Regions from separate parts of the Homo sapiens genome. Here region 2 is linked to region 1. Evidence: chromatin loops called from intact Hi-C (ENCODE). Cell type or tissue: heart right ventricle. All regions are shown on one strand. Each heading gives the region's core, and the rest is flanking DNA. Links, peaks and the distances in the headings are about the cores only.

The links. Peaks named below come from ENCODE experiments on the same cell type or tissue, not always from the same donor. Only the 100,000 strongest peaks of a DNase experiment are listed, where the experiment ranks them.
Region 2: it touches region 1 in a loop (2.9-fold over the local background); 28 of 110 quality-filtered maps call a loop at or near these places.

What each region holds. Positions count from the first base shown.
Region 1 is chr20:62,005,687-62,015,681 of GRCh38, forward strand. It overlaps TAF4 (TATA-box binding protein associated factor 4), which reads right to left. Exons shown (of 15, transcript NM_003185.4): 2 at 8,861-9,021; 3 at 7,129-7,248; 4 at 4,360-4,479; 5 at 3,366-3,488; 6 at 1,861-1,950; 7 at 824-1,072. Among named protein-coding and RNA genes, the nearest start is that of MIR3195, 54 kb to the right of the region's middle. RefSeq lists an enhancer at 8,281-8,782. In heart right ventricle, for the core only: a CTCF peak has its summit at 5,320; a DNase peak (open chromatin) is centred at 5,365.
Region 2 is chr20:62,371,478-62,381,472 of GRCh38, forward strand. LOC105372708 (a long non-coding RNA gene) reads right to left here and starts at 7,350. Exons shown (of 2, transcript XR_936966.4): 1 at 6,803-7,350; 2 at 2,338-6,009. RefSeq lists enhancers at 1-235, 2,918-3,521, 3,522-4,123, 6,532-7,133, 9,807-9,995. In heart right ventricle, for the core only: a CTCF peak has its summit at 5,210 (motif pointing left); no DNase peak of the experiment used is centred there; H3K27ac peaks cover 3,993 bases.

The DNA of each region.
Region 1 (9,995 bases), core at 590-8,589:
TGTTCTCCTCGCTATTATCAAGACAAAAACAAATGCAACTTGAACAGAGCACAAGAGCCAGCCCCCTAATGGCTACTCCTCACCCAGCTGGTTCTGATGTGTACACCATCACAACACATACCAGCTCATGATGAGGGAGCCCGCACCATTTTGTTGTTTAAGCTGTCTTTAGAGGAAGAAAACACCTCTGAAATTTTTTTAAAACTGCCCCTCTACGTTTGGTGAATCCCTCTGCCCATGAAAGGGAATGTGCTCAAAATGTAATTCTTCTGGCAAAGACATCCTTTCTCTAGCTGCAGAGCAAACGTCATGACTATAAAACCAAGAAAGCCAGATCCAAACTGCACATAAGTGAACCGCTATGAGCAGCCGCGGCTTCGCCTCCCGGGACTCACCTAAATCCACCCTGTGCTGTGAGCTGCTACCCTGCCTCCAGTCTCCTGCCCACCTGTCCCACGCAGGTGCCCGTGTCTTACGCTTGGACCGCTGCTCCTAATCCAAGAGAACATCTATCTACAAGATCCTCTAAAAGCACGCTGCATTCATTTACACCAGTAACATCCCCAGACAAGGCAGGGCGGGGACGTGCCGGTGGTTCAAAGCCAACTCAACTATTTCATTTTACTGAGACAAAATACAACATCCCAGGGCCTCAACCTCTGGTTTCTATTTTAACTATTTAAGGTAATACCCAAGCTTCCTCTAGCAGGAGGCTTCCTGCATGCTTGGAAAAGGTTTCTGAGCCGTGGCCAATTTATCTAAGAAGCGGGCGGGAGCAGAGGCACGGTGGGCTGTGCAGACCAGTCAGGCGCCCCTTCCATACCAGCGGTGTGGGTTGCCCCTGCTTGCCGACGCCGACCTGCGTGGGCTGCGTGAGGCTGAGCACAGGGGGCTGGAGGGCACTGGTCACGGTGGCCGCCGTCTTCCCGGCCGTGCGCTGGACCGAGCTACTCAGCACCACGGCCGTGAGCGCAGTGGTGGCCTGCGAGGTGGGCGGTGGCGGCTGCTGCTGGCTCTGCTGGATGAAGGCCGCGGAGTCGGGGGTCAGCTGTCTCAAGGCGGGTAAGCTCCTCTGGGTGGAAAGACAGACACGAGGGGTCAGGCGGCTGCTCATGCGTCGGTTTTCCTTGCTTAAAAATTCAGAAATATCAACTTTTACAGAAAGCTTTTGAGCTAAGTAAGATGGATCTTGGCCCTCACGGCAGCATGTCTGGATGTCAAGGGCCAGGACCCCATCCTGCCCTCCCACTAAGTGGGATTATTCCTGATAGCAAATGTCCAAAATGTGTTCAAGAAAACAAACAAAAAGAGACATATTTTTAAAAAACTTTTTAAAATATGTTAACATCACTGGAAGAGAAGATTCTGAATGTTCCCAACACATGGAAATAAGTACTCAAGGTGACAGACCCCAAATATCCTGATTCTATCTATGACTGTAACAAAACATCACATACACCTCATAAATGTGTACAAATATACGTATTGATTTTTAAAATGTGCTGATACCAATGATTACCCAACAGAGACAGCCTGACGCTGTTGAAACCCTTGGTCCTATCCAGTTTTGCAAACGCTACCCCATTCCCCGTCCCCTTCACTTTCAGGAAGCACACGCCCTTCTCACCACCTTGCGCACGACAGAACCACAAGGCCACCGTGTCAGGGGAGCTCCTGCTTTACAGAAAAAAAACTAACATTCTGTCCCCAGGCACTGAGTCCCCGGCCCCACCCCCGTAGGCAGCACAAGCGCTGTGCACCCTCCGTGCCTGGAGCATCCTCGCCCTGCACACTTGGTGCATCTGCGCCCCACCCCTCCCTGGCCCTACTGCTCGCAGGCACCGGGGCCTTTGAAATTACCTTCAGGAAAGGCACAAGGTAAGGTTGAGGTGAAGAATTAAGTTCTCGGTATAACCTGCTTGTGAAATCTTCTGCTTCTATTTTTCCATCCTTAAAAATAAAATCCATGTTGAAATTCTGGTGAATGAGATTCCACACACACTTCTGAATCCCGCATCACTCTGGTCTCGTATTTTACGGCTGATTCCGCCCCGAGTTTCACTGGACAGAGGAGATGGGAAAGTCTGCGTGCTACACCTTTCACAGGTACATGTGTGACAGGCGCTCACCCTGGACACTGCAGTGCAGCCAGCTGCGGACCACGTCTCCTCCTGGGAGGGTCACCTGTCTACTTCTCGTCTTTTTCTAAGTCTCTTACTCAATGCCAGTCTTTACTCAGTGCTTACCAGGCACCTACTCGGTGTCAGGCATTTTGCTAGGAGGCAGATCAGCCTAAAAGTAACTCCATTATCAAAGCCAGCACTGCAAGTGCGGTGCTGCAGGAGGTCACAGCGTGCCAGGGGCCACACAGACAGGATCCACACAGTCAGGGCATCCGCGCCTTCAGGAGCAGATGACAGCTGTGCTCACCCCTGCAAGCGGCCAGGGTGCCCAGAGTCTACAGTCAGACAAAAGGGAGCCCAGAGCAAGAGGGCCAGATCCTGTTTCAGAAACAGAGGCCAGTGTGGAATAAAGGTCGGGAAGACAGGCGACAAGGCGGGAAGGCGGTGCCTGGACTGAACCCTAAGAGACTCCGGAAGACATGGTCAGGCGGACAAGGAGAAGGCACGGTAAGACCAGCCACTCCAGATCCCCAGGCCATCCCACTGACGCCAGCACAGCCCTGAGCCACGAGACAGCCATGAGGCTGAGGAAGGTGGACAGCCGAGAGCTCGGCCATGAGTGGAGATCTGGAGCTTGGGACTGTGGGTTAAGGAGAGGGGAGGCTGCCAGGAATCCTCCCTCCCACCTTCCGGCCAGGGGACAGAGTGCTGTTCTCTGCGACAGAGGTTTCGGGAGGGGTGGGGGTGGGGGGGACGGCTCTGCCACTGGAGCGCGAATGTGCCTCAGCTGGTCTGCTCCATGGGGAGGGGGCTTCTGGTGGCTCAGGGTGCAGAATGCCTGTTCCAGCCGGGACTGCGGACACCTGGGAATTTTATAAGAGGTCACACAGGAGTGGGGAGAGGGCCAGAAGGGAGTTGCTGGAGACCCTGACCAGAGTGCAGCATGGTTGGGGCAGCCAGAGGAGAAGAGAGCCACAGACAAGGGACGCAGGCACCAGAAAACGGCAAAGCCCGGGAGACCTCCAGGCGCCGGCCCCAGAACACCCAGCCCCAGGAAGGAGTCTCCTTAGCTAGGCCACACACGCCTTCGACACGTGTGCACCCCTCCCCTTCGCCTGCAGCCTTCCAGAGGAGCTCTCCCTGCTGGCACAGGCCTCCCGGGCACAGGTCACAGCAGCAACAGGTGTCTGTCCTATGCAACAGGCTTTAGGGGAAAGGGAATGTAAAGTCAAGGTTTCTCACCAGTAAATTCTGCACGAGCTCTTTCACATTAGCTGCTGTCTCTGTAGACTGCTTGCCAGATGAAGCCAGTTTTATTAACGTAGATAGGAAATTTTTACATTTCTTCACGTTTTCCATAGTTTCCTGGATTAAAGTAAAAAGATATAAGTGAAAAATCTTAAAAGGCAGATTTTTGTCACAGCCTTTGGTTACTAAAATATGCATATGTACAAAAGATACATATATTTCTTCTCTAAACTTCTTTCAAGAAAACGCACCACCTCTTGGAACCCTGGGCCATGGGGCAGGCCAGCCACATCAGTCACATGGCCACCGAAGTCAGCATCTCCCTCAGCCCCGCAAGGCCACATCTAGGAATGCAGCTATGCAAATAATTAAAAAAGTGAAAAGAGACTCTGCGAAGATGCCTGCTACAATGTTGCTGACCATAAGGACAACCTATGCCAATCCAAACGGACACAGAAGGAACCAAATAGGATGCGGTCACTAAAGCAACGAAAAGTACGCAGCAAAGAAACACCAAAAAGGCGTCAAGTGGGGCCCACTGTTTAAAGATGTCTATCGATACAGGCCGACACTGTGTGTACAAACGGGTGGCGCTGCTGTTTTACACACTGAACACAACAGTTCACCAGTGACTCTTCTGTTTTAATAAAGATGTGTATCGATACAGGCCGACACTACGAGTGTGTACAAACGGGTGGCGCTGCTGTTTTACATACAACGCGACAGTGCACCAGTGACTTTTTCAAAGGCAGGTGTTTGGGCTTTTGCTGTTTGCAGACTTCTGCGGTCTAAGGCCCTCGGAGCCCACCTCACACAGCACAGCAGCAGAGCCCCACGTGCTCACGTGGGCCCCAGACTGTTCACTGCTTTGTGAAGCAAGCAGTGAGCGGTCTGGGACAGAAGCCGGCCTGAGGTCTCAAGGCTGCATTTTCTGACCTGCGCCACGGGCCTGACCGTCTTTGAAGGCACGGAAAGGAGTGGCTCTTACCGTGGCAGCTGAGGAAGTGGTGGTCGCCCCTGGTACCGTGCGCTGAGGAGTCCCCGTCTGAACAGCCGTCGCCGTCCCAAGTGAAGCCGTCTGGGCAGCGCCACCCAGAACGAGCTGAGGCTACAAGAATCCAAAAACACAAGGTAAGGGCATCTCACGCCACCAGCTGACGAGGGGGAGACCAGCCTCACGCCCAGCAAAAGAAAACAAGCCTCCCTGCGGTGGCCAGGACGCCCAGGAAGCCAAGGACCCCGGCCACCTGCCAGCCCGCTGGACACGGGAGTGCTGCTGGGAGGCCTGCCCTGTGCCCTGACGATCGCAGTCCTGAGCGGGTGAGGAAGGCATGATTTGCACCTGCATCAAAAACGGACGTTCACAAAGCCAGGCACTGCAGAGACCCCAGTCCTCAGAAGTCCATGGAAAAAGTCACATAGAGACCAGAGTAAATAATCCTAACAGGCAACCCAGATCCCCATCTCTCAGAAATCAAAACAACAAACAGAAGAACGGCTCCTGAAAGCTCCATCCTCCCAGGTGCAGAGGCTGGCTACAGGGCGGTCAGGGCTCCACAGCCGCAGCCTCCCATAGGGGAGGGTCCCCAGCTCCCTGCAATCACCCAAACCCACCTTTCTTTACTCCCCAAAAGTGAGTGTCAACAAGAAGCCTCCCACAGAGGGGAGTTTTCAGAGCAGATTCGAGCAATGGAGGATGGGTCATCAGTGTCAAACTGTCAGAAAGGAGGGGCTGCTTTGCTAAGCAAATGAACAGCCAGACGCCAAAAGGTAGCTCAGACAACTCAGTGGCCTGTACTCGATTCCTAACATTTCCATTCTACATGAATAATCAGAATGCAAATGTTTACTGATATTTTAAACTAGTACTTTTCCAATGTATAAATCTAGCAGTCAACATTTTCTGTCTCCAATTTTTTAAACACTCCTTTGCAACTTCTGAAAGCAGGGGGCAGTGTAAGCCTGAGAATGGCTCCGGAGCAGCGAGCTCTCTCCCGGTGGGTGCAGCCCCGCCAGCACGTGGGAAGCAACTCTGAACCAGCCCCGCTTCCAGAGGGGTGCGGATGGGCTGTGAGGAGGCAGCAGGGTGGAGGGACTGTTTCTAAGTCTGTGTATCTTTTCACTTGTAACAATAAGCATGGATTTTTTTTTTAACTGAAAAACATCAAATAAAAACCTCCAGTGAAGAAAACATAAAAGGACACACCAAGCTGCTGCTTCTGGACCCTGGGAGTACCCAGGACCCACCTCATCTTTTGGGAGTCTTCTTTCCCATCAAAACTGACTCCTCACACTTACTTCCACTCCTAAGAACACATATTTCACTCAGATGATATCCAGATTGTGTCTGCCACTAAGTATAATGCAAAAACTTAACCATAAGCTCCAACTACCTTCTCAAAAAAGTCACTGTAACCAAAAATCCAGACGCACCAATCAGAGCACAGGACTGAGCAAGCTCCTTCAGGGAAAACACCAAGGGCGGGGCCTGCACCAAAGGCCAGCACACATCTCCCTGGTACTGAACCGCCCTTCCACCCACTTTCACCCACTGCAGCTGCAGCCAGCCAGGACATGACCCAGTGAGGGTAGAAGAGCCGGGGTTGCGGGGGGAGCTGCCCCTGGAGTCCACACCCCCTGGGGCTCAGCCTCCATTTCACCACTGAGCAATGGGAAAAGGGCCTGTGGCACTGAGGCAAGGACTCTGGATCTCTCTGCAGAGCGTCCAGGCCCACTGCCTGGCTCATGGCAGGTGCTTCACCAGCAGCGACCAACACCATAGAGACCTACGCATCCACGGATGCTCACAGACACCAGGTGACCAAGAAAAACCCCTGAACCATTTTTCTCCCAGCTGCTTCCTGCTGACTGCCCAGAGAAAGCTGCTTCCCTCACCAGGTGCGTCTGACCGGCCAGCCCCTTCCCCTCCACACACCTCCGCCACCCCTTCCAGAACAGCCTGGCCTGCACACAAACCCTTCTGGGATCTGCAGGCCAAAGGCTGAGCTGTCAGGAGCATCAGCACCACTAGGAGAGGGGCCAGCACCTGCTCTGGGACACGCTCCTCTCTGCAGATGAAAACGCTGTTCTAGAAACCAGCGGCCACCAGGGTGGATACAGAACCCTTCTAGAACGATGCTCTCACTACAGACGAGGGATGTGAGCGGCAGGTGGCAGCGTGGCGTGGCAGGCACCGTGCAGGTGGCATGGCCGGGAGTGAGTCCCAGAGCCTCCCTTGCCTCAGTGTAAGCGCCGCACCACGAGATGAAGGGAGCGATGTCATCTGCTTCCCAGGGTGCGGTGAAAGTTACGGTCCATGTGCCTGCAACAGTGAGAGCGACGCCTCGGCCACGTTCACCTTAGCGACAGCCGCCGTCCTCAAGTTACACACAAGGCCACATGTGCACACACACACTGTCCTCACCGCAGGCTGCTTCTGCTTCAGACATGCCTTATGATCAAGTACTAGTAAGGACATAGTTTTAATGCTTCCAACATGGTGGAAAGCTTGAACAGTGCTGCTGGTGTTAAATTCTGTGTGACTAAAAAAAAGAAAAAAGAAAAAAAGAAATCCTGACTTATCCCATGTTGGTGGTCAAAGAAAAAGCACTTTCTTCACAGAGAACCTTCCTCCCCAGATTTGACGTAGTATCCAGTTTAAAAAAAAAAAAAAACTCCTAAGGCCTGATCTCTGCATCAAAGAAATCACACTTCGTGGCCCCTGCAGCCTCAAGAGATCCGCCGCCTGCCCTCTCACCTGGACGCCGGGCGAGCGCTGCAGGGTTGCACTGGGCTGCACCGTTGTCTGGGCCTGAGACACTTGCTTAATTATGGTAGTTGGGGTCACCTGCCGTGCAATGATAGGTGTTCCAGGTGCCTGAAAAATAAGCAGAGTCACCTAAAACGAGCGCAAGTAAAAGGAATTCCCACCCCCAGGTACACAGAAATTATTCCTTCCATATGTAACTAGTATATCCAAGTGGGTCCCAGGCTTATCCGTGATCTGCAATGAAGCCACTGTAATTCTAAAGTTTTCTTACCAAAGAACAAGTGTATGACAAACATTTTCCTATACTACAATAAACATATCATTAGGCTTCTTAACAGAGTCTACAAAAGGTCATCTCTGAAGAACGCAGGTATCTAGAAATCAATCCTCGTGCTGCTGGCTTGTGACCTCGTTAACAATCACTAAAAAGGATGCAAAGGCAGACGGCCAGTCAGTGTCGCAAAGGGGTAGGGAGGTGGCCGCCCCTAGGCTAGATGGCCAGTCAGTGCCAGAGAGGGGAAGGAAGGTGGCTGCCCAGGACAGAGGGACGCCACAAGTCCTGAGCCCATGAAGTTTGTCGGAGAGAGACTGACATGGAAAGAGCAGATGGCAGACTGCAATGGGATGCCCACAGTGCAAGTGAAGCCACGAGTGTCTTCCACAGTGTCCCACTCAGCAGACAGATGCTGCAGACTTGAGGACACCGTTCTGTGCTACTTCAGATCTGGGTGGTCTCTGGCAGCCTCCGGCACGTCCGTCCACGTCCCTGTCTATGGGACAGAGGCACAACTCCAGAGGGTACGCAGCTCACGTAGCAGGAGAAGGATGCTGATCAAGTCATTCCAGTCTTCACAAACCTGCCAGGTCATTCAGAGCAGCAGCATCACAGTGCCAGGGAAACACGGCAGGAGACGGGGCAGGAACACGCAGCGTGCGGGCACGTGCAGGTGACAGTCATGGGGCCAGACACAGACACACGCCGGGAGAGGCAAGTCCTGGGCACTCTGCCCTCCAAGTCAGAATCCGTGCTCCCTACCACAGCTCAGGGGTCGGGAGCTTCGGCCCTGAAGGCTGACGCGGGTGTGTGTGTGTGTGTGTGTGTGTGTGTGTGTGTGTGTGTGTGTGAATCCGTGCTCCCTACCACAGCTCAGGAGTCGGGAGCTTCGGCCCTGAAGGCTGACGCGGGGGTGTGGGTGTGTGTGTGTGTGTGTGTGTGTGTATGTGTGTGTGTGTGTGTGTCCCTCTGGCACCCCCTAACAGCAGCAGCCAACCCCACTCGCACACAGCGGCTCCAGGACTCTTGGTGCCTTAAAAGTCTCCATGCGGCGCTGGTGGCGGTCCTGCCAGTGGAGTCCTAGCACCATCTCTACTTTGCAGATGAGGGGACAGGCACAGGAAGGTGAAGCCACAGGGAGAGAAGGGAAGGGGCCAGAGCGGCCAACCCTGGACTGCTCACTTTGACCCCACTCGGCCCGCCCTGCAGTGGGCTGCGGGAGCTGGTGTCTCTGAGACAGGCACAGCCCTGCCACCGAGAGGAGGACAGGAGAGCAGCGCCGTCCCGGGCCCATCCTAGATGGGACGGATGGGACTGGGACGCCGCCCACACTTCCCAGTCCTCACTCCCATGGCTGTGCCTGGCCCTTGCAGGTTTCCCCAGCATGCGTGGGGAGAGGGGCTGGGCAGGGAAGGGGTTCGCACTCCAGGGCACACGTGCACTCACCTGTACGGTGGAGATCTGGACGGGAGGGGCACTTGTGGGGGTGGCAGGGCGAGGCGCCATGGTGGTCTGAGGCTGGGCATGGGCCTGCGCCTGCATCTGGGCCAAGGCCTGCTGAGGAATCATTAACAACTGCCCATTCTCACTTCGGACGAGGACCATTCCTGCAGACAAAGGAGACCTGGCGTCAGGAACGCAACCACCCCAGAGCCATGAGGAGGCCCTGGCCTGACCCAGGGGAAGCTGACAGCTGTGAGAAGGAAACAAAGGAAATCAAGTCTTAAACACACGAATCCCCCAAACTCAAAACACACTTGTGAGTCAAGATGGTATACAAGACAAAAAAACTGTAAAGGTTGTTAAAAGGCCATGGAAAAAAAATGGCACCTGAGCCTTCCTTTTATGAATGAGCTGGACAGCAAGGCAGTGTAGCAATGGCTTCCACCGGCCACACCACGTGCCCCCATGCCCCCAACCAGCCCATACACCCCACAGACATGCCAGTCTCCTTGCCCCCACCTCCTGCCTGTGCCAGGGCCACGTCCGCTGGGCTGGGCCTAGAGGGCACAACCATGTCTACGGCCCATACTCCAGGGTCTCCCAGCCTGCTGTCCTGTGACACCCAGACCCAACAGAGGGAGGGTGGGCCACGAGGCTCCTCACCAGAACCCTCCTCTCGGGAGGCAGGGCAGTGCTGCCCCCACACTGCCCTGACAACCACAACACAGGCGCAGATGCGACGCAACCCTTAGGACAGGAGAACCATTTGCCCGTCATGGTTCTTGAGCTAAACCACAGGAAAGCAAATCCTGCCATTCAGGTTTGGCATTAATGTTAGCTTCAAAAAACAGCAACCAGTTATATCATAAATTCCATTAGAAACAGCAACACAATTGTCCAACTTTTAAATTTAACTTCCCATGACAGAGGTGGGGATGCAGCCGTGGGAGCAGGGCTATAAACACTGCACTCTTTCCCGAGTGAAGCCTCGGCAGACAGCCCAGCACCAAGGAGCTGAGAAACTAAACACACGTGCAATGAGGCACCGCCACCGGCCGTCCCCACCACCCATCACACACTGGCCAAGCCACGGGGCACAGGGGGCGGCCACTGCGTTTCCCAGCCTCTCCTTCCTCCC
Region 2 (9,995 bases), core at 1,169-9,168, 370 kb after region 1:
GGCTTAGGTGGTGCCCAGTGTCGGAGATCTGGAGAGGGTCAGCATCCGGGCTCCTTGGGCTCTCCACAGATGCTCCCCGAGGCTCCTCTTGCCCACCCAGCTCCTTTTCTTCCCAAGTGGCAAGGAGAAGCGCTTGGGCTGGTGCCCTGTGCAGGCGGGCCCAGCCCCATGACAAGCAGGCAAACCTGGGGTGCTCAGAAATGGGGGGGCCTCATGGAGCTCTGTGGGGTGGTCTGCGTGGCGACCGAAAGTCCAGAGTCCAGGATCCCACCTGGATGCCCCTGCCCCGGCCTGGGCCTGTGTAGCTGGGTGTAGGGGAGCCTCCACCCTGCCAGCCTTTAGGAGGGAAGGAGTAGGGGGCCCTGGGAACTCCCAGGGAGGGGGCCCGGGACCTCCCTGGGATCTAACCACCTACAACTTGGCAGGGAAGGGGCCGGTCCAGTAACAAGGTTGCTCCCAGGACCCCAACCCATCCCCTCCCTCAAGTGGGGGCCCCTGTCAGGGCACCTCCCAGCACCTTGCTGGGGTGTGAGGCAGAGTCCAGGACTCCTGCCCCCAGATCTCTGGGGAGCCCCAGAAAAGGCATCGCCCGGGGTAAACATGCAGTGGCACACGGCTGCAGCGTCCACCCCGAGGCCGGGCACCTACGCTTCCACGTGTCACCTTAATCTTATTTAATTGCGGTCCCCCTACCCCGTACCCCCATTCTTACCACTTGCTTGCCTCAGGCCTAGACTGGGGAGCCCTAGTGAGCTCCAGGGGCCAGGAACCCCAGGGGAAACAGGCGGAATGGGGGCGCCCCAGCATGCTGGGCAGGGTGACTCGGGACCCTGAGCCTCTACCCCTGGGGCCTGGCCTGCCTGTGCCCTCCTCCCCCACAGGACCACGGCTCCAGCAGGCCCTCCCCTGCCTCTGTCCTTGCCTGGCTGAGCTCTGGTTCTCATAGAGGGTGGGGCGGGTGGGGGGTGAGGGTTCTGAGCTTCTCCAGGAGGTGCCCACAGACGGCCTTATATGGCCAGAAGGCCTCGAAGCCCAGGAGGAATCTGACTTCCCAGGAGGGCCCAGTGGGCAGAGCCAGAGCCTGGGCAGGAACCTGGGACTGCGCCCTGGGCGAGGCCAGGGCCCCCACGAGCCCACCCTCAAATGTCTCCCATGAACCCAGCCTCCTGGGCTGAGAACCCCTCAGAGGGAGGCAGCTTGGCCCGGCCCCTCACCGACCTTGGGACATCTGGCTGGGGGTCCCACATGGATGGGAACACCTGCAGCTCTGCAAAGGCCCCTCCTCAGGACAAAGGCCTCCCCTCATCCGGGTTGGCTTTCCCGCACTGCAAGGGCAACTCCCCAGGCCCCACAGTCAGCCGCTTCCAGCCTCATGGACGCCCACGGGGCTTCATCCCCTCTGCCTGCGCCCTGGTGTGTGCCTTGGCTAGCCAGGGTCCCTGGGGCAGAGGGAAGCGTCCCCCTCCCACCCCTCCCTCTCCTGACTCTCTCCCTCTGACTCTCTGCCTCTCTGTCTCCATCTGTCTGTCTCTGTTTCTGTCTCTATCTCTGTATCTCTTTCTCTGTCTGTTTCTGTCTTCAACTCTCTGTCTCTATTTCTCTGTCTCTATCTCTTTGTCTATCTCTCTGTTTCTCCGTTTCTGCTTGTCTCCATCTCTCTCTCTATTTCTGTCTCTGTCTCTATCTCTTTGTCTATCTCTGTTTCTCCGTTTCTGCTTGTCTCCATCTCTATTTCTGTCTCTGTCTCTATCTCTTTGTCTATCTCTGTTTCTCCGTTTCTGCTTGTCTCCATCTGTCTCGATCTCTGTCTCTTTGTCTCTGTTTCTCTCTGTCTCTGTATCTCTCTGTCTTTGTGTCTCTCTATCTCTCTTTGTCTCTCTTGCTCTCTTTGTGTTCCCCCCGCTGCTGCCCTAGCCCTGCCAAGCTCAGCCAAGGGTCTTAGGGATCACAGGTGTGAGCCTCGGTCACGTTCACTAGGGATCGCGGGTGTGGGCCTCGGTCACGTTCACTAGGGATCGCGGGTGTGCGCCTCGGTCACGTTCACTAGGGATCGCGGGTGTGCGCCTCGGTCACGTTCACTAGGGATCGCGGGTGTGGGCCTCGGTCACGTTCACTAGGGATCGCGGGTGTGCGCCTCGGTCACGTTCACTAGGGATCGCGGGTGTGGGCCTCGGTCACGTTCACTAGGGATCGCGGGTGTGCGCCTCGGTCACGTTCACTAGGGATCGCGGGTGTGGGCCTCGGTCACGTTCACTAGGGATCGCGGGTGTGCGCCTCGGTCACGTTCACTAGGGATCGCGGGTGTGCGCCTCGGTCACGTTCACTAGGGATCGCGGGTGTGCGCCTCGGTCACTTTATTTGACTGGATCGAACGTGGGGCTTGGCTTAGTCTGGGGGCTGGTGCCATCACTGGGACACAACGGGCCACGGTTCCTGCCCAGGAGCTGGTCCAGATTCTGCAGTGAACCAGGATCCCAGGAGTGACGGCTCCCAGGCCGCGCACTTCCACACTGAAAGTGCCATCCACAACAGGGATGGGCCCTCTGTCCTTGCGCCCTCTGCCCGGGAGGCATGTTGCTGCCCCCGGCTCACAGAGGACAGTGCAGCGTGTCCTTGGGCGTCCAGGATGAGATCTCCTGACCCACATCAGCCCCCCAGACAAAGCACATAAGGCAGAGGCAGCTCCGTGTGCTCACTGCTGCGTCCGAGCCCAGCGCTGGGCTGCTGGACGATGGTGGCTGAATGACCGATCGCCCCTCTCCCGTCACCTTCCCACTGCCCCGGGACCCACATCCTCCCACACCAGGCGTGGCAGGCAAGGGCCCAGTGCCCAGACTCCAGCCTCTTTTTATGCCCGCCTGAGGCCCACACCGTGATCCTCACTCTATAGCCACCAACAGAATCAGGAAATAAGACAATAACAACTACAGGCAGGATCCTGCGGGGACCAGTGTGGTGTCCAGTGTGGGAGCTGCTAGGACACCAGCTGGTGGTTCCTCAAAGGACTGAACACAGTTGCACACGGCCCAGCAGCTCCACACCTGGTAGCTGCAGAGAGAAGCGTAAACACGTCTCTGCACAGACACTCGTGGGTAAACACGCACGGCAGCGCCAGGCACCAGAGCCATCAGGCAGAAACAGCCCGAACGGCCATCCAGGGTCGACTGGGGAGAGAAACGTGGTCCATCCACACAGTAGACATCAGTGGACAGGAGCGGCACTCTGTACAGGCAGGCTCTTGGAGGGGCTGCCCAGGGACCAGGGACCGGAGGCCTGGGATGTGCCATGGCCACTGGCCCCTCGCCAGTGTGGAGGGGGAGAGGGAGGAGCACGTGGATGCTGAGTGAGCCTGCAGAGCCAGTTCAGGCGGGCAGGTGCCTGGGAGTCTTCAGGTGGAGGTCAGTAGAAGCAGGGTACTTCTTGGTGCTTATGGGCCACCCACACAGCCTGCCAACACCAGCTGGACCTGTGCTCATGCACAGAGAGGTGGGGGCCTGTGTTTAGGGCCATCACATACCCAGGACACCCAGCCCTACACACTGACTCAGCCTGGGGCGGGAGAGACAGCCCCGCAGCTGCCTCTGTCTTCAGCCCGGTCTGCCAGGAGCCTGAGTTACTAGGCAGGTCCAGGGCCTGACCCCCGTCCCCTAGGGTCTTCATTGATTCAAACCGCCAAGCAACACCTCAGCCACCTCCACCTATTGCCAGCCCAGTTTCACGAAAGGAAGGCTGAAAGGTGGGAGGATGGCAGTGCCACTGAATCCCCTGGGCTGGCTGCCCCAGCTCCGGCAGGAAGATGCCCCAGCTGGGCCCCCATGTGCCTGTCCCCTGCCAGGAGGGGGAGGGGGAGGGGGTGGGCCAGGTGAGGAGGTAACCCCAGGATCCCACTGGGCCCCCGATGTGTGGAGGGGCAAAGTGTGGGTGGGCCCACTCCAGGCCTCTGTTTGCCACAAGTTCCAACATTAAGAAAATATTTGCAGCTCTTCTGGGGAGCTATTTCCTGGGGGAATGTAAACACACGGAGACTTGGAAGGCTCCCGCTGACCACAGATGGTGCTGGGGTCCACTGGGGGCCCACGTTTCCTCTCGCAAGGGATCTGGACCACCCCCGGCAGCCAGGTCAGGGGTCTGTGCGTGGCCTCCCATGGGGCTCTCTCTCAGAACCCGGGAGTGGCAGTGGGGATGGCGTGCAAGAGAGCAGCTGCCACGGAGCCTCCTGGCGGCCAGGGTAGGGCCTGTCGGCCCAGTTGCCCACTGCCTGCTCCTGGCTCCACAAAGGGCTTGCTGGGCAGCTTCAGGTCAGAGGCGCAGCCCCCACCTCCAGCCCCCTGAACATGTGGGGGTTGTGTTTTCTTGACCTGGGCCCCCCCGTGCCTCCCTCCCACCTCTGTGCAGGAGAGCCAGGCAGCCCGTGCAGCCGACATCAGGCCGGGCGCGGAGCTGGCTCCCATCTCCTGCGAGGGACCTGCTCTTGTTTTTTTTTGTTTTTTGAGATGGAGTTTTGCTCGTCGCCCAGGCTGGAGTGCAGTGGCGCGATCTCGGCTCACTGTAACCTCTGCATCTCGGGTTCAAGCGATTCTCCTGCCTCAGCTTCCTGAGTAGCTGGGATTACAGGTGCTCGCCACCACGCCCAGCTAATTTTTGTATTTTTAGTAGAGACAAGGTTTCACTATGTTGGCCAGGCTGGTCTCGAATTCCTGACCTCAAGTGATCCACAGGCCTCATCCTCTCAAAGTGCTGGGATTACAGGTGTGAGCCACCGCCTGGCCCCCTTGTTATCTGTATTTTACAGATGGGGAGGCTTGGTTGCAGGTGAAGTGTGGCCATGTCCTGCCAGCCCCCCGGAGCTGGTGAATCCCTGCCTTATCTGCAAGTGGCTTCTCCCCACACAGAAAGGCGAAAGGCGACCTCCGCCTGAGTGTTCCAGCAAAGGCCGACTGGCTCAGCTCCAATATGCTGAGCTCGGCAGAGCCTGGACAGGGCTCCCCAGGCCCCGCAGGAGGCTGGCGCAGGCCGCAGGCTGGCCTCCCTATCTCCACCAGGAATGCACTGAGCCCCTGCACCCCTGCCCACCCAGGTGGAGGAATGTGGCAGGGGCTGCTGGGAACTCGGAGCCTGGAGGAGGGCTTTTGAGGCCTCTGCCTCCTGGAATTCCCCAGGCCTGGCACCAGGCGGCTGCTCCCTCAGGATCCGCCTGCCTCGGCCTGCCCCCAGGCGGCCGTGCTCTCAGATTCTCCTCTTCCCAGGCTGTGGGGACCTGCAGAGGAACCGGGCCATCTCAATTCCGCTCACTCTGTGAAAGTCCCCTGCTCAGAGAGGCCTTCCCTGGCCACCCTGCCCCTGGAGCCCCTTCATCCGGGCCATGGCCCTTCAGAGCCCCTCAACAGGCGCTGGTCAGACAGTCTGGCTGGACACTGACCTGAGGTGGGGCCGCTTGGCCCCCACTCCCAAGAGGCCAGAAGCACTTGCCCTCCAGTCGTGACAACCAAAAATATCTTCTGAGTAGCCCCATGTCCCGGGGCTGAATCTCCCCGGTGAGACTCACAGCCCTACACCCTCCTGGGATGCCAGTTGTCCCGTCCTAGGCTGCGAGCTCCCTGGGCACAGGGCTGTCTGTTCCACGCACCAAGGAGCGCCTGTACCCAGCACGGGGCTTGGAAATGGCGGGTGGACATGACGGGTGTTCTGTGCTCTACGGTTCCCGGCTTCTGATTTGCAATTGTTCGGTAGAAACCGTACTTCCAGTGCCCACACAACCAATCTGTTTTTCTCCTTCTTATAGCATTGGACAAATTACGTGAGGCATTTGATGCATTATTATAAAGGAGGCTTCGTGGGGGATGACTTCGCCCAGCTGTAGGCTAATGGAAGTGTGCTGAGTGTGTATAAGGCAAGAAGGCTCAGCTGTGATGTTCCGTGGGTTAAGTGTATTAGAGCATTTCAGCTGTCGGTATTTCTAACCTACCACGGGTTTATCAGGACGTGGCCTCACGGAGGGTCGAGGAGCACCTGTGTTTGTGGAGTGAATGAATGAAATGAATCAATACTGGTTCTCATGTAGCCTTGTCATGCAGGCCTGGAGCTCAGATGGTTCCTGGCTCCTGGTGCAGGCTCCTGGGGACAGCAGTCAGGCAGGGGCTGCCCTGTGTCCTGGCCGGATGGTTGGGGAGCTGGTGGGCCTGGCCCATTCCTTGCCCAGTCTTGGCTCAGTGCCTCCCTGGCTGGGAGCCTGGGAGAGTCTTAGGGCTTCAAGTGCTGAGCAGGGACAATGGTGCCTCCCTGCTGGGTGGCCGTGAGGCCCCCTGAGGGGAGTGGGCAAAAGCACCCCGAGGCAGGGGCCCCAGGAAGCGCTGAGAGGTGGTGGCGCTGTGGGAGGGAGGTGGGGGCCGCGGCTCTGCCTGACTCCCAGGCCGGGTGCCAGGTTCTTGGCAGGAACCCTCCTGGGCCCTGCCAGTTGCTGGGCGCCTCCCACCAGCATGGCCGGTTGAGAGGTCTGCATGGCACGCAGTGGCCGGCCCGGGGGTGCAACCCCATCCCCTCTCTGGGGTCCCTTTGCAGGGCAGCCTTAGGATCCATTCACTGTGGCCCCAGGGCCCAGGGCGACCTGTGACCCTGCGGAGCCACCTGCAGGAGTCCCAGCAGATGAGGGCCTCTGGCTGCCCCTCAGGGGCTTGTTGGGTCCCACAAGAACTTCCAGGGCCTCGGAGCTCCAGCCGGGCCACAGAGCTGGGAACCTTGAGTGGCTGGGAACCCTGAGGAGCTGGGAGAGCCAGGCTGAGCAAGACAAGCCTGGGCGACTCACCTGGGGCAGGAATGTGGATTCCATCACTCCGCAGAGGCTTTCAAGCAAAACACAGCCTCGTCTCTGGGCCTGTTTCTGCCGTGCGGGCACGTCCAGCCCGACGCTCTCAGAAGCAGCTGGGATGGGCTCGGGGAGGTGGGGGTGGAGCAGGAGTCCCAGCCGCCTTCCTCTGGGGCCCATCCCAGGCTCCCGGCTGGGCGCCAGCAGGGCTCCAGAAATGAGGGGGCCTCACACCGTTGCCTCTGGACGTGCCGTGCCCGAAATCCCGCCATTCCCACTGGGCATGCCGGGCCCTCGAATCCTCCATGACTCCAGGGAAGCGACTCCGTCCCGCTTGGCCTCAGTCACTGCTCTGTCAATGGGATGATAACTGCCCTTCCCGCAGGCTGCCATGGGGTCTCTGCGTGGCCCCAGCAGGTGCCAGGCTGCTGGTCAGGACCCCTCGTGGGCCTCCCAGGAGGTGGCTCCTCTCAGGTCACAGTTCACAGGTGGAAGGATGGAGCCTGCTGATGATGGCTCTCCAGGCCCTGCTGTCCTGCCCTGGCACTGGGGAACTTGTTCCATGGAGCCCTGCATCCGGCCGGCCACTCCCTTCCCATGCCTGCTTGCTGGCTTAGACATTCTGCACATTTCCCAGAGGGCAGGAGGAGCTAGGCCCCGAGAGCCAGTCCCAGGCCCCTTCCTGGACACATAGGCAGACAGAGGTGGCTAATTTTCTTTTTCTTTTCTTTTCTTTTTTTTTTTTTGAGACGAGTCTCACTCTGTCGCCCAGGCTGGAGTGCAGTGGTGCGATCTCCACTCACTGCAAGCTCCGCCTCCTGGGTTCCCACCATTCTCCTGCCTCAGCCTCCCGAGTAGCTGGGACTACAGGCGCTCACCACCACGCCCGGCTAATTTTTTGTATTTTTAGTAGAGACGGGGTTTCACAATGTTAGCCAGGATGCTCTTGATCTCCTGACCTCGTGATCCGCCCCCGTCAGCCTCCCAAAGTGCTGGGACTACAGGCGTGAGCCACCGCGCCCGGCTAATTTTTTGTATTTTTAGTAGAGACGGGGTTTCACCGTGTTAGCCAGGATGGTCTCGATCTCCTGACCTCATGATCTGCCCCCGTTGGCCTCCCAAAGTGCTGGGATGACAGGCGTGAGCTACCGCGCCCAGCCAGAGGTGGCCCATTTTCAGTAGGAAAACAGCAGCAAAAGTAAAAGTTAGTTTTTCTCTGTGTCTGCAGGTGCACCCCGTGTGGACGCGACACTGCCTTTGCATAGTGCACCCCTCACGGTGTCCCTGGCAGTCCCTTTCCCTGTGGATCCTCCCCTCCACCCACGGTGAAGGAGGAACGGTCCTGCCTCCAAATGGGAAAACTGAGGCTCAGGGAGGAGAAGGGCCGGGTGTGTGTGGAGGTGGCACCAGAAACAGGCCTGATTCCCAGGTCTCTGCCTTAATTACGGTGCTGCCCTGGCTCCGGAATGCTGGGGCCTGGGGTCAGAAGTTGGCCTGGAGGCCGGGTGCGGTGGCTCACGCCTGTAATCCCAGCACTTTGGGAGGCCGAGGTGGGCGGACCACCTGAGGTCGGGAGTTCGAGACCAGCCTGACCAACATGGAGAAACCCCATCTCTACTAAAAAAAAAAAAAATACAAAATTAGCCAGGCGTGGTGGCACATGCCTGTAATCCCAGCTACTAGGGAGGCTGAGGCAGAAGAATCGCTTGAACCCGGGAGGCGGAGGTTGCGGTGAGCCAAGATCGCGCCATTGCTCTCCAGCCTGGGCAACAAGAGCAAAACTCCAGCTAAAAAAAAAAAAAAAAAAAAATTGGCTAGGCATGGTGGCGGGTGCCTGTAGTCCCAGCTACTCGAGAGGCTGAGACAGGAGAATGATGTGAACCAGGGAGGTGGAGCTTGCAGTGAGCCGAGATCACGCCACTGCACTCCAGCCTGGGGGACAGAGCGAGACTTCGTCTTAAAAAAAAAAAAGCCGGGTGTGGTGGCTTATGCGTGGTGGCTCATGCCTGTGATCCTGGCACTTTGGGAGGCCGAGGCGGGCGGATCACGAGGTCAGGAGATCGAGACCATCCTGGCTAACATGGTGAAACTCTGTCACTACTAAAAATACAAAAAATTAGCTGGGCGTGGTGGCGGGCACCTGTAGTCCCAGGTACTTGGGAGGCTGAGGCAGGAGAATGACGTGAACCAGGGAGGCGGAGCTTGCAGTGAGCTGAGATCGTGCCACTGCACTCCAGCCTGGGGGACAGAGCGAGACTCTGTCTCAAAAAAAAAAGAAGTTGGCCTGGAGCCGAGACTGGGGATCCGTCTATGCTGGGGTCAGAGGTCAGCTTGGGCCCAGGTCAGGATACAGGCCCACAGGTCCCGGGTGGGGACAGACCCCAGTCTCTGCCCCAGGTGGGCCTGGTCCTGGAGGCAGAGTGGGCCTTGCTTCTGGTCTCCCCTTCAGCTTCCTTTCTTTGAACCAGTTTGGCTGAGCTGGCCTGGCGCCTGGCCAGCGTGGGAGCCCTTGGTGTGTCCACTGGGATGGAAGTGCCTCTTTTCCTGTCATTTGGCTCAGATTTCAGCCAGCCCCCAGGAGGTGTGGGGAGAGGACTTCTCCGGGTCTCCCTGCTGGGTCAGCCTGTACTCCAGGGAGACTCACGGTGGGACCCAGTACCCAGTGCCCAGGCCCGGCCAGCCCAGCCCCTCTGCCTGTCTTCACCATGTCCTGGAAAGGGGCATGAGGAGCCTCTGGGGAGGGGGGTGGGGAAGGTACCCTGGACCCCCAGGCTCTGACCCAGTGCCTGCCGTGACCACAGGGGTGGGACCTTCAGGATCTGGGCACTTTCTCATAGGTAGGTTCTCCCTCAATGTAAAAATTCTAAAGTCTCATCAAGTAAAATAAATTCAAAAAACAAAATAGTAAAGTGAGTTAAAGTAAAACTGAATGGCACGAAATGGAAAGATGCGCTGGCCCAACACTCCCAGGGTCCCTGTGACAAATGCCGTGACAGTCTCCAGGGCTCCCGGGCAGCTGGGCCTCCCCCTCACGTTGGTGACCTCACTTAAGCCTCTGCAAACCTGGGGCGGGGCTGTTACTGCCTCTGTCTCTCCAAGACGAGAGGATGTCGAGTCATGGCTTAGGAGGCAGTGCCCCAGGAATCCCCTGACAGCTCATGGCCAGGTCCGTGTTCTCCCCACACCCCATAAG